Regions from separate parts of the Homo sapiens genome. Here region 1 is linked to region 2. A link is a contact called in ENCODE Hi-C data. All regions are on one chromosome and are shown on one strand. Each heading gives the region's core, a stretch centred on a gene start or an enhancer-like site at or near the end of the contact. The rest is flanking DNA. Distances are from core to core; before and after follow the strand shown. Region 1 overlaps LOC124904635 (a long non-coding RNA gene). Region 2 holds the start of ZNF426 (zinc finger protein 426).

Region 1 (4,701 bases), core at 1,966-4,465, 260 kb before region 2:
GGGATGGGGATGGAACAACAGTTTGACAGATGAGAAAACTGGGACTCAGAGTCATCTACACACAGTATTTCCACTTCATCTCCAGGAAATGACTGAAGGAATTTAGGGGATGTCTGTCAATTTCTGAGGAAAGACAGAACAGCAAGTGCAAGGGCCCTGAGGCAGGAAGGCAGGACAATGCTTCTGTAACAGCAGAAGCCCTGTGTCTGAAATGGTTTAAGTGAGTTGGGTAGGATGGAGACTAGCAGGAAGGAAGTCAATTATCAGTCAGATCATATGGGGCCATGAGAACAACTAAACATTTTGGGTTTTACTATGAGTGCAATGCAAAGTCATAGAAGGGTCTGAGCTACTGGAGCAATATTATCTGATATATATTTTAAGAATATCTGTCTGTCATTTGTACAACTCTTGGGAATCAAAGGTAGAATCAGGGAGCGTAATTGGAAAGTTAAGGCAATAATCCCGATGAGAAGAAAGTGGTTTGGAAAGTTGGTAGCAGGGGAGAACAGAGGGGTTGTGGCATGGTCTGAGGCTAAAGTGAAGGTAGATCCAAGAGCTATCTGCTGATGGATTTTCTTTCTTTTTTTTTCCTTTTTTTTAGAGACAGTCTCACTCTGTCACCCAGACTGGTGTGCAATGGCACAATCATAGCTCACCGCAGCATGGAACTCCTGGACTCAGGTGATTCTTCCACCTCAGCCTCCTCAGTAGCTGGGACTACAGGCGCCCACCACCACAGTCAGCTATTTTTTTTTCTTTTTGTAGAGATGGGATGTCACTATGTTGCCCAAGCTTGGCTCTAACTCCTGGCCTCAATCGATCCTCCTGCCGTGGGCTCCCAAAGTGTGGGATTATAGGCATGAGTTACCAAGCTTGTAACCGCCTAACTGCCTAGAGCTGATTTACCAATACAGGAAATTGCAATAAAGAAAGAGTTTCATTCATGCAGAGCCAGCTAGCCGTACAGGAGACCAAAATTTTACTATTATTCAGATCAGTCTCCCTGAAAACTCTGGGATCAGGGGGTTTGTTTGTTTGTTTTGAGACAGAGTTTCGCTCTTGTCACCCAAGCTAGAGTGTAATGGCGCCACCTCAGCTCACTGTAACCTCTTCCTCCTGGGTTTAAGAGATTCTCCTGCCTCAGCCTCCCGAGTAGCTGGGATTACAGGTGGCCGCCACCACGCCTGGCTAATTTTTCTATTTGTTTTTTTTAGTAGAGACGGGGTTTCACCATGTTGGCCAGGCTGGTCTTGAACTCCTGACCTCAGGTGATCCACCTGCCTTGGCCTCCCAATGTGCTGGGATTACAGGCGTGATCCACCGCACCTGGCCTGAGATCGTGGTTTTTAAGGATAATTTGAGATAATTTTAAGGATAATAGGGGGTCTGAAAGTGGGAAGTGCTGATTGGTTGAGTCTGAGATGAAATCACAGGGAGTGGAACCTGTCCTGTTGCTCTGAGTCAGTTCCTGGGTGGGAACCACAAGACCAGATGAGCCGGTTTATCCATCTAGGTGGCCTCAACTTGTGCACTGAAACACAGGGTCTGCAAAATATCTCAAGCACTGATTCTAGGTTTTACGATAGTGATTTTATCCCCAGGAGCAATTTGGGGAGGTCCAGAATATTGCACCCACCAGCTGCATGACTCCTAAACCATAATTCCTTATCTGTGGCTAATGTGTTAGTCCTGCAAAGGCAGTCTAGTCTCCAGGGAAAAGGAGGTTTGTTTTGGGAAAGCATTATTGTTGTTTTTGTTTCAAAGTTAAACTATAAACTAAGTTCATCCCAAACTTAGTTTGGCCTATGTCCAGGAATGAACAAGGACAGTGTGGAGGTTAGAAGCAAGATGCAGTTAGTTTGGTCAGATCTCTTTCCCTGTAATCAGTTTCTCAGTTATAATTTTTGCAAAGGTGGTTTCAAGCCCAGTACCCAGGGCTCGTAAGAAAGACATTCAGCTAGGCGCGGTGGCTCACGCCTGTAATCCCAGCACTTTGGGAGACCGAGGCGGGTGGATCACGAGGTGAGCAGATCGAGACCATCCTGGCTAACACAGTGAAACCCCGTCTCTACTAAAAACAAAACACAAAAGATTAGCTGGGCGTGGTGGCAGGTGCATGTAGTCCCAGCTACTCGGGAGGCTCAGGCAGGAGAATCGCTTGAACCTGGGAGGCGGAGGTTGCAGTGAGCCGATATCGCGCCACTGCACTCCAGCCTGGGTGACAGAGTGAGACTCCGTCTCAAAAAAAAAAAAAAAAAGACATTCAGGTCGTGCGCGGTGGCTCACCCCTGTAATCCCAGCACTTTGGGAGGCTGAGACGGGCAGATCACATGAGGTCAGGAGTTTGAGACCAGCCTGGCCAACATGGTGAAACTCCATCTCTACTAAAAATAAAAAATTAGCCAGGTGTGGTGGCATGCACCTGTAATCCCAGCTACTCGGGAGGCTGAGGAAGGAGAATCACTTGAACCCGGAGGTGGAGGTTGCAGTGAGCCGAGATCGCGCCACTGCACTCCAGCCTGGGCAACAGAGTGAGACTCAGCTTCAAAAAAAAAAAAAAAAAAAAGAAAGAAAAAAGAAAGACATTCAATTAAGCTTCTTCCTTTTCCCACAGACTCTAGAGTTTAACGTCTTCAGTGGGAATCAGCATGGACGTTCAGAACAGTCCCTCCTTAAACACAAAGACATTTCCTACCTCATACCTCATAATCACATGATAGAAGGGGTGAGAAAGTCTCCACGGCCAATCCCATACAGGGGTGTTCAAGAATACAGTTATGGGTTGTTAGTTTTTGTTTCTGGTTGGGCCTGCAAAGCCTCTTCCTCATCCCTCTTTTCCACTTATCACTAGAAACAGAAACTAAAAACCATGGCTTCAGGCTGCTACAAGTCTAAAACAAAACAAAACAAGACAACAACAACAAAATAAGGCGACTTGGACAAACTTGCTAGTAAATCCATTAACGAAGGCCCCGCCCTCATGATCTAATCACCTCCCTAAGGCCTCATATCCTAATTTCATCACTTCTGCGGTTAGGATTTAAGCATTTGGCTTTGCGGAGTGGTGGTGTGGAGGCAGGACACACACAACATACAACCTTCAGACCATAGTGAGGTAGGAGACTGGGTAGGACTTACTTTGTTTCCTGGTCCCAACAGGATAAAGTGAAGAAGCCACCGGGAACCAGCAGATGGCACCAAAAGCCATCTCTAGTTGCTCTCCTTGCTTGTTAGGGTAAGACACTCCTACCAGAGCCATGACAGTTGATAAGTACCATGGCAACAACATGAAAGTTACCATTCACTTCCACAACAATCACCTGGAAGTTATAGCCTCCTTTCTAGAAAGTTCTGCATGGCACACCCCTTAATTTGCATGTAATTAAAAGTGAGTATAACTATAGCTAGCCAACAGCACAAAATGCTGATTCTGGGCACACTGCATAGGTTTTAGCTGTACTCTGGAAAAAGCAACTCTGAGTGAATGAAAGATCCTTGTGTAGCACCACCAGTTGAATTCTTTCCTGGGTGAATCCCCAATGATGGCACTTACCTGCATCAGTAGCACACTTCTATTTCCTTAGGCACCTGCTTATAAGCTAAAACTGCCTGCTTGCCAAAAGGATATAAGAATTTTTATTTTTCATTTGGATAAAGGCAATTAGTTAACACAAATGGCCACCCCAATTACCAAACTTAGGATGAACTTCAACAACATTGTTAACACAGTCATTGTGTTGTGAATTCTTTTTTTTTTTTTTTTTTTTTTTTTTTTTGAGACAGAGTCTTGCTCTGTTGCCCAGGCTGGAGTGCACTGGCGAGATCTCGGCTCACTGCAACCTCCACCTCCTGGGTTCAAGCGATTCTCCTGCCTTAGTCTCCCAAGTAGCTGGGACTCAACACACCCAGCTAATTCTTTTGTATTTTTAATAGACACAGGGTTTCACCATGTAGCCAGGCTGGTCCTGACCTCCTGAATTCAGGTGATCCATCCACCTCAGCCTCCCAAAGTGCTGGGATTACAGGCATGAAAACCAGCACACCTGGCCCACCTGTGCACTGTTAGTGAGACTATAAAACGGTGCAGCAGCTATGAAAACCAGTATGGCAGTGGTTCAAAAAATTAAAATTGGTATTATCACATGGTCTAGCAATCCCACTTCTGGGTATATATCTAAAAGAATGGAAAACAGGCTCTCAAAAAGATATTTGACCACCCACGTTTATAGCAGCATTATTCATAATGGCCAAGAACACACCTCATTCATAAGGGTGTATTTTGGGGCTTTCTATTCTATTTATTGGTTTAATTTATTTACCACTACACCAATATTACTGTCTTTTTTTTTGCGACGGAGTCTCGCTCTGTCGCCCAGGCTGGAGTGCAGTGGCACGATCTCTGCTCACTGCAAGCTCCACCTCCCGGGTTCATGCCATTCTCCTGCCTCAGCCTCCTGAGTAGCTGGGACCACAGGTGCCTGCCACCACGCCCGGCTATTTTTTGTATTTTTAGTAGAGACGGGGTTTCACCGTGTCAGCCAGGATGGTCTCGATCTCCTGACCTGGTGAACCGCCCGCCTCGGCCTCCCAAAGTGTTGGGATTACAGGCGTAAGCCACCGTGCCCGACCCTGTCTTTCTATTTCTTAATGTCTGTAGGGTAAGTGCCAACAGTTCTTCAGGAGTATTTTGTACCTCCA
Region 2 (5,491 bases), core at 2,442-4,941:
TCAAGGTGAGGTTAATTAAGTCCTGTTGTGGGGGTTGAGGGTCAGAATCTAATTTTTGGAGCTTTTTCTAGTCTTGGGAGCAGATTGGGTAATAAAATGCATATTGAGAATAAAATGCATATTGAGAATAAGATGGCCTTCTGGCCTCTCTGGTTCTAGGGTGGTAAACTGTCTAAGGGTTGTTGCCAAACAGGCCATGAACTGGGCCGGGTTTTTATACTTGATGAAAAAGAGCCTAAATGCTAACTGACTTGGGAGAGGTTGGATGAAGAAAAAGGAGCATTAACCTCGACTATGCCTTCAGCTCCAGCCACTTCTCTAAGAGGATATTGTTGGGCAGGTGGGGGAGGGCTAGTCATGGAATGAAACTGTAAGCTGGACCGGGTGTGAGAAGGGGAGGTGATAGAAAGATCACAGGGTAGGGAGCAGAGGCTGAGGAAGAATTAGTGAGAGGTGACAGCGTGCTGGCAGTCCTCACAGCCCTCGCTCACTCTTGGCGCCTCCTCTGCCTGAGCTTCCACTTTGGCGGCACTTGAGGAGCCCTTCAGCCCACTGCTGCACTGTGGGAGCCCCTTTCTGGGCTGGCCAAGGCTGGAGCCAGCTCCCTCAGCTTGCAGGGAGGTGTGGAGGGAGAGGCGCGAGCGGGAACTGGGGCTGTGCATGGTGCTTGCGGGCCAGCTGGAGTTCCAGGTGGGCGTGGGCTTGGCGGCTGCACTCGAAGCAGCTGGCCGGCCCTGCTGGCCCCAGGCAATGAGGGGCTTAGCACCCAGGCCAGCAGCTGCACAGGGTGTACTGGGTCCCCTAGCAGTGCCAGCCCACTGGTGCTGCGCTTGATTTCTCGCCAGGCCTTAGCTGCCTTCCCACAGGGCAGGGCTCAAGACTGGCAGCCCGCCATGCCTGAGCCTCCCACCCCCTCCATGGGCTCCTGTGCAGCTCGAGCCTCCCTGATGAGAGCTCCCCCCTGCTCCATGGTGCCCAGTCCCATCAACCACCCAAGGGCTGAGGAGTGCGGGCACATGGCGCGGGACTGGCAGGCAGCTCCACCTGCAGCCCCAGTGCGGGATCCACTGGGTGAAGCCAGCTGGGCTCCTGAGTCTGGTGGGGATGTGGAGAACCTTTATGTCTAGCTCAGGGATTGTGGAAACACCAATTGGCACTCTGTATCTAGCTCAAGGTTTGTAAACACACCAATCAGCACCCTGTCAAAACAGACCACTCGGCTCTACCAATCAGCAGGATGTGGGTAGGGCCAGATAAGAGAATAAAAGCAGGCTACTGAGCCAGCAGTGGCAACCCCCTTGGGTCCCCTTCCACGCTGTGGAAGCTTTGTTCTTTTGCTCTTTGCAATAAATCTTGCTACTGCTTACTCTTTGGGTCCATGCTGCCTTTAAGAGCTGTAACACTCACCGCAAAGGTCTGTAGCTTCACTCCTGAGCCAGCGAGACCACAAACCCACCAGAAGGAAGAAACTCTGAACACATCCGAACATCAGAAGGAACAAACTCCAGACACGCCGCCTTTAAGAACTGTAACACTCACCGCGAGGGTCCACGGCTTCATTCTTGAAGTCAGTGAGACCAAGAACCCACCAATTCTGGATACGTTAGGACCTGGCTCAGCTTGGCGAGGAGCAGCCTGAGGGGGAGGGGAGAGGTCAGATGGGTCCATAGAAAAGGAGGATTCAAAGGACAAGAAAGAAACAAGAAAGATTTGGGATGAGTCACATTGGGAGCAAAGACTAGGGACGGACCAATGTGTAAAGAATGCCTGGATGTCAGGCATCTCAGACCATTTGCCCATTTTATGACAAAAATTATCTAGATCTTGTAGGATGGAGAAATCAAAAGTGCCATTTTCTGGCCATTTAGAACCATTGTCAAGTTTGTACTGGGGCCAAGTGGTGTTGCAGAAGAAAATAAGGTATTTAGGTTTTAGGTCAGGTGTGAGTTGAATAGGTTTTAAGTTCTTGAGAACACAGGCTAAGGGAGAAGAACAGGGAATGGAGGGCAGAAGATTGCCCATAGTGAAGGAGGTAAGTTTAAAGAGAAAGGTAGAGACATGGAGAAGGCAGTGGAGTGGGGTGGGGGTGAGCAGCCCTGGGCTGTAATGTGGGTAAGCAGCCAAAGCAGGCAGCCCTGCAATTGACTTGCCACCAAGGGAATGTGGGTGAATGATCAAGGCAGGCATCCCCACAGTGATCAGACACCAATGGAATGTAGGTGAATAATCAGGCAGGTATCCCTACAGTGATTAGCCACCAAGGAAAGACTGTCTTCCTGAGTCCGTGACTGGAGCTGGAGTTTTGGGTCCACAGATAAAATGTGTCTCCTTTGTCTCTACTGGAGAGGAAAAAGAACTGGAATTGGAAGGACAGAGAGATGGAAGGGTAGTGAGAGAGGCTGGAGAAGAGAGTGAAGAGACTGCTTACCCAATTTGAAATTGGTGAGATGTTCCTTGGGCTAGTCTGAGGACCCGAGGTAGTAGGTGGAGCTCCTCACGGAGTGAGGGTGAGGACGGGGCCAGTCTCCCAAGGGAGTCCCCCTGTCCCAGGTTTCGGAACCAAATGTTACACACATCCATGTGAAGAGACCACCAATAGGCTTTGTGTTAGCAACAAGGCTGTTTATTCACTTGGGTGCAAGTGGGCTGAGTCCGAGAAAGGGGTCAGCAAAGGGAGATAGGGGTGGGGCAGTTTTATAGGATTTGGGTAGGTAGTGGAAAGTTAAAGGTGGTTATCTTTTGCTGGCAGGGCCGGGGGTCACAAGGTGCTCGGTGGGGAACTCCTGAGACTCGTCCAGAAGAAGAATGTCACAAGGTCAAGAGATCAGTTGGGGTGGGGCAGCAACAAATCACAATGGTGGAACGTCATCAGTTAAGGCAGGAACTGGCTGTTTCACTTCTTTTGTGGTTCTTCAGTTGCTCCAGGCCATCTGGATGTATACGTGCAGGTGACAGGGTTTATGATGATTTAACTTGGGCTCAGAGGCCTGACAAGTAGTTCAAGACCAGCCTGGCCAGCATGGCAAAACCCTGCCTCTACTAAAAATACAAAAATTAGCAGGGTGTGGCAGCATGCACCTGTAATTCCAGCTACTTGGGAGGATGAGGCAGGAGAATCGCTTGAACCTGGGAGGTGGAGGTTGCAGTGAGCTGAGATGGCTCCACTGAACTCCAGCCTTGGTGACAGAGTGAGATTTTGTCTCAAAAAAAAAGAAAAGATGTTTTAAAGCAAGGCAGAAAACCTAGAAATTATTTTTAAAAACAATTCTTTTAGCTGCATAGAAAATGTTTTTTACATCAAATGTTGAAATAGTAACAGAGCAAAAGACGTAGTTACCTATTTTCTACATGCATAACACATTGGCTCCTTCCCCTATGGCCGCCCTGCTGCGGCCTCGCCCACAGGCCTGGCTATAACTTCAACCTTTTCCTCTGGGCCTGGACCCACATTCCTCCCCGCCCCCTGCCCGTAGCCCTGCCCACAGGCTTGGCTCTAACCTCGACCTTGCCTTCTGGACCCATTTCTGCCTGCAGCCCCCACGCTGAGCCCACCCCAAGGTCCTCCGCAGCCAAGCAGATGGAAAGTAGAATTTTTCTGCCTCGAGGAGGTATTACACGGCAGAAACCCTAGTCCCGAAACCCCGCCTGGCCCGAGGCGGAGAGCGTAAATGACGTCAGCGGTGCGCCGTTCCTTTTGTGACGCCGGCTGTGAGCGCCTGAGAGTCTTTTTGCCTTTCAGAGTTAAGGCCTCACTGGCCTGGGTGAGTTCCGAGGAGATGAACTGGTTTTGGGGTGAAGGACGGGTTTGGCCCGGACGTTAGAGAGGCCTGGCCCGCTCTGCTCGTGTCTGCTGGGCCCGCTAGCGTCCGCTCGGACCGTCGCTCCTCGGGAGGAGTCGGGTTTATAGTTACGGTGTCCGCAGGGTGTTTTCATCTGTGCGCCCCTCTCCAAAGGCCTCCAAAGCAGCGTTTGTGAATTTTTTTCCGGCAGGAAAATAATTGCTGCCTTTTGCATCCGCGTTGGCTCCGTCCCCAGGATCTTCCCGGTTCAGGGACCTGGCGATTTCTGAGTGTTCCGGTGAGCACTGGGTGAAAGTTGGTTCTAGGGGGCCTTTTCTGTCTTCTCTTATGCAAACGAATGTTTCATCTGTAAGTTTGGTTTCGTCTTATTGTGTTGTGTTTTATTTTTGACCATTACTTTCATGGCGAAAGATAAAGATGCTTTTTAGGTTTATAGGGTGTGCGTATTTGTGTATGTGAATATAAACGTTTGTAGACCGCAAGTCTTTCTGCTAAAGAATACTAAGAATAATAATTCATTATCTTCGAATGGAGTTCCTAGGCCTGTACATCCCAAGAGAGCTTCTTAATCAGACCTCCAGAGGGAAAGGATGAAGGCTTTATTATTCTAGTATCACAATAATCAAATTTACAATGAACAGGATGGTTGGATTAAGGAGTTTGAAACCAGCCTGGCTAAGATGGTGAAACCCCGTCTCTACTAAAAATAGAAAAAAAATTAGCCGAGCGTGGTGGTGGGGTCTTGGAATCTCAGCTATTTGGGAGACTAAGGCAGGAGAATCACTTGAACCCAGGAGGCGGACGTTGCAGTGAGCTGAGATCGTGCCACTGCACTCCAGCCTGGGAGACAGAGTGAGCCTCCGTCTCAAAAGAAAAAAAAGAGAAACGAAGGATGTGTGCATTTTAAGCTACATTGATTGTATATCAATGAAAAAAAAAAAAAGCTGGCTGGGTACAGTGGCTCACACCTGTGATCCCAGCACTTTGAGAGGCTGAGGCAGGAAGATCTCTTGAGCCCAGGAGTTTAAGACCAGCCTGGGCAACATAGCAAGACTCCATCTCTCCAAAAAAAAAAAAAAAAAAAGAGTTAAATATTCTATACAGATGCCACCAAACTGAATATTTGTGGGCCTAGTCAGCCCTAGGACCCCTAGTTTGAGACCCCTGGGAGTAGGTGTGATCTATACCAGGAGTCCAGAACTGTGGTTTTTGTGACTTTAGGGTTTTAGTCTTATTGGTAGAAGGAGGCCTATAGAGTTTTTGTGAATTTGGTTCATGGATAATGAACTGCGGAACTTTCACTGTTTATCATCATTTGACTCCCATTCTGTAGGTGATTGTTTGAGCCACTGTTTCATGTTTGATTAATTAATGATTGTCATTATTATTATTATTATTTTTTTTTTGAGACAGAGTCTTGCTCTGTCACCTAGGCTGGAGTGCAGTGGTGTGATCTCAGCTCCCTGCAACTTCCATTTCCCAGGATCAAGCGATTCTCCTGCCTCAGCCTCCTGAGTAGCTGGGATTACAGCCGCACACCACGCCCGGCTAATTTTTGTATTTTTAGTAGAGATGGAGTTTCACCGTGTTGGTTAGGCCGGTCTTGAACTCCTGACCTCATGATCTTCTGGCCTCAGGCTCCCAAAGTGCTGGGATTACAGGCGTGAGCCACCCTGCCCAGCCAAATAAAA

Evidence for each region. A loop is a pair of places that touch in the nucleus more often than their neighbours do. Pooled maps may share reads with other maps.
Region 1: a map of sigmoid colon shows a loop between it and region 2 (4-fold over the local background). The contact joins the enhancer-like site here to the promoter of ZNF426 in region 2. A Hi-C loop is called at or near these places in 7 of 168 maps with a recorded cell type or tissue (CD4-positive, alpha-beta T cell, CD8-positive, alpha-beta T cell, ascending aorta and 3 more), 12 of 37 single-sample maps with no recorded cell type and 25 of 50 pooled maps.

The regions. Positions count from the first base shown.
Region 1 is chr19:9,794,850-9,799,550 of GRCh38, reverse strand. All of the region lies in intron 2 of LOC124904635 (a long non-coding RNA gene), which reads right to left. Among named protein-coding and RNA genes, the nearest start is that of FBXL12, 22 kb to the left of the region's middle. RefSeq lists a silencer at 3,089-3,278. Within about 2 kb of position 3,215, at least 3 of the 41 ENCODE cell types and tissues checked have a DNase peak (open chromatin) inside an H3K27ac peak, as active enhancers do; they include CD8-positive, alpha-beta T cell and sigmoid colon, where a contact is called at or near this core.
Region 2 is chr19:9,536,845-9,542,335 of GRCh38, reverse strand. It overlaps ZNF426 (zinc finger protein 426), which reads left to right and starts at 3,691. Exons shown (of 8, transcript NM_024106.3): 1 at 3,691-3,761; 2 at 3,991-4,077. ZNF426-DT (ZNF426 divergent transcript) reads right to left here and starts at 3,670. Exons shown (of 2, transcript NR_134921.1): 1 at 3,338-3,670; 2 at 2,606-2,930. RefSeq lists enhancers at 1,470-2,669, 3,324-3,393, 3,594-3,643, 3,650-4,385.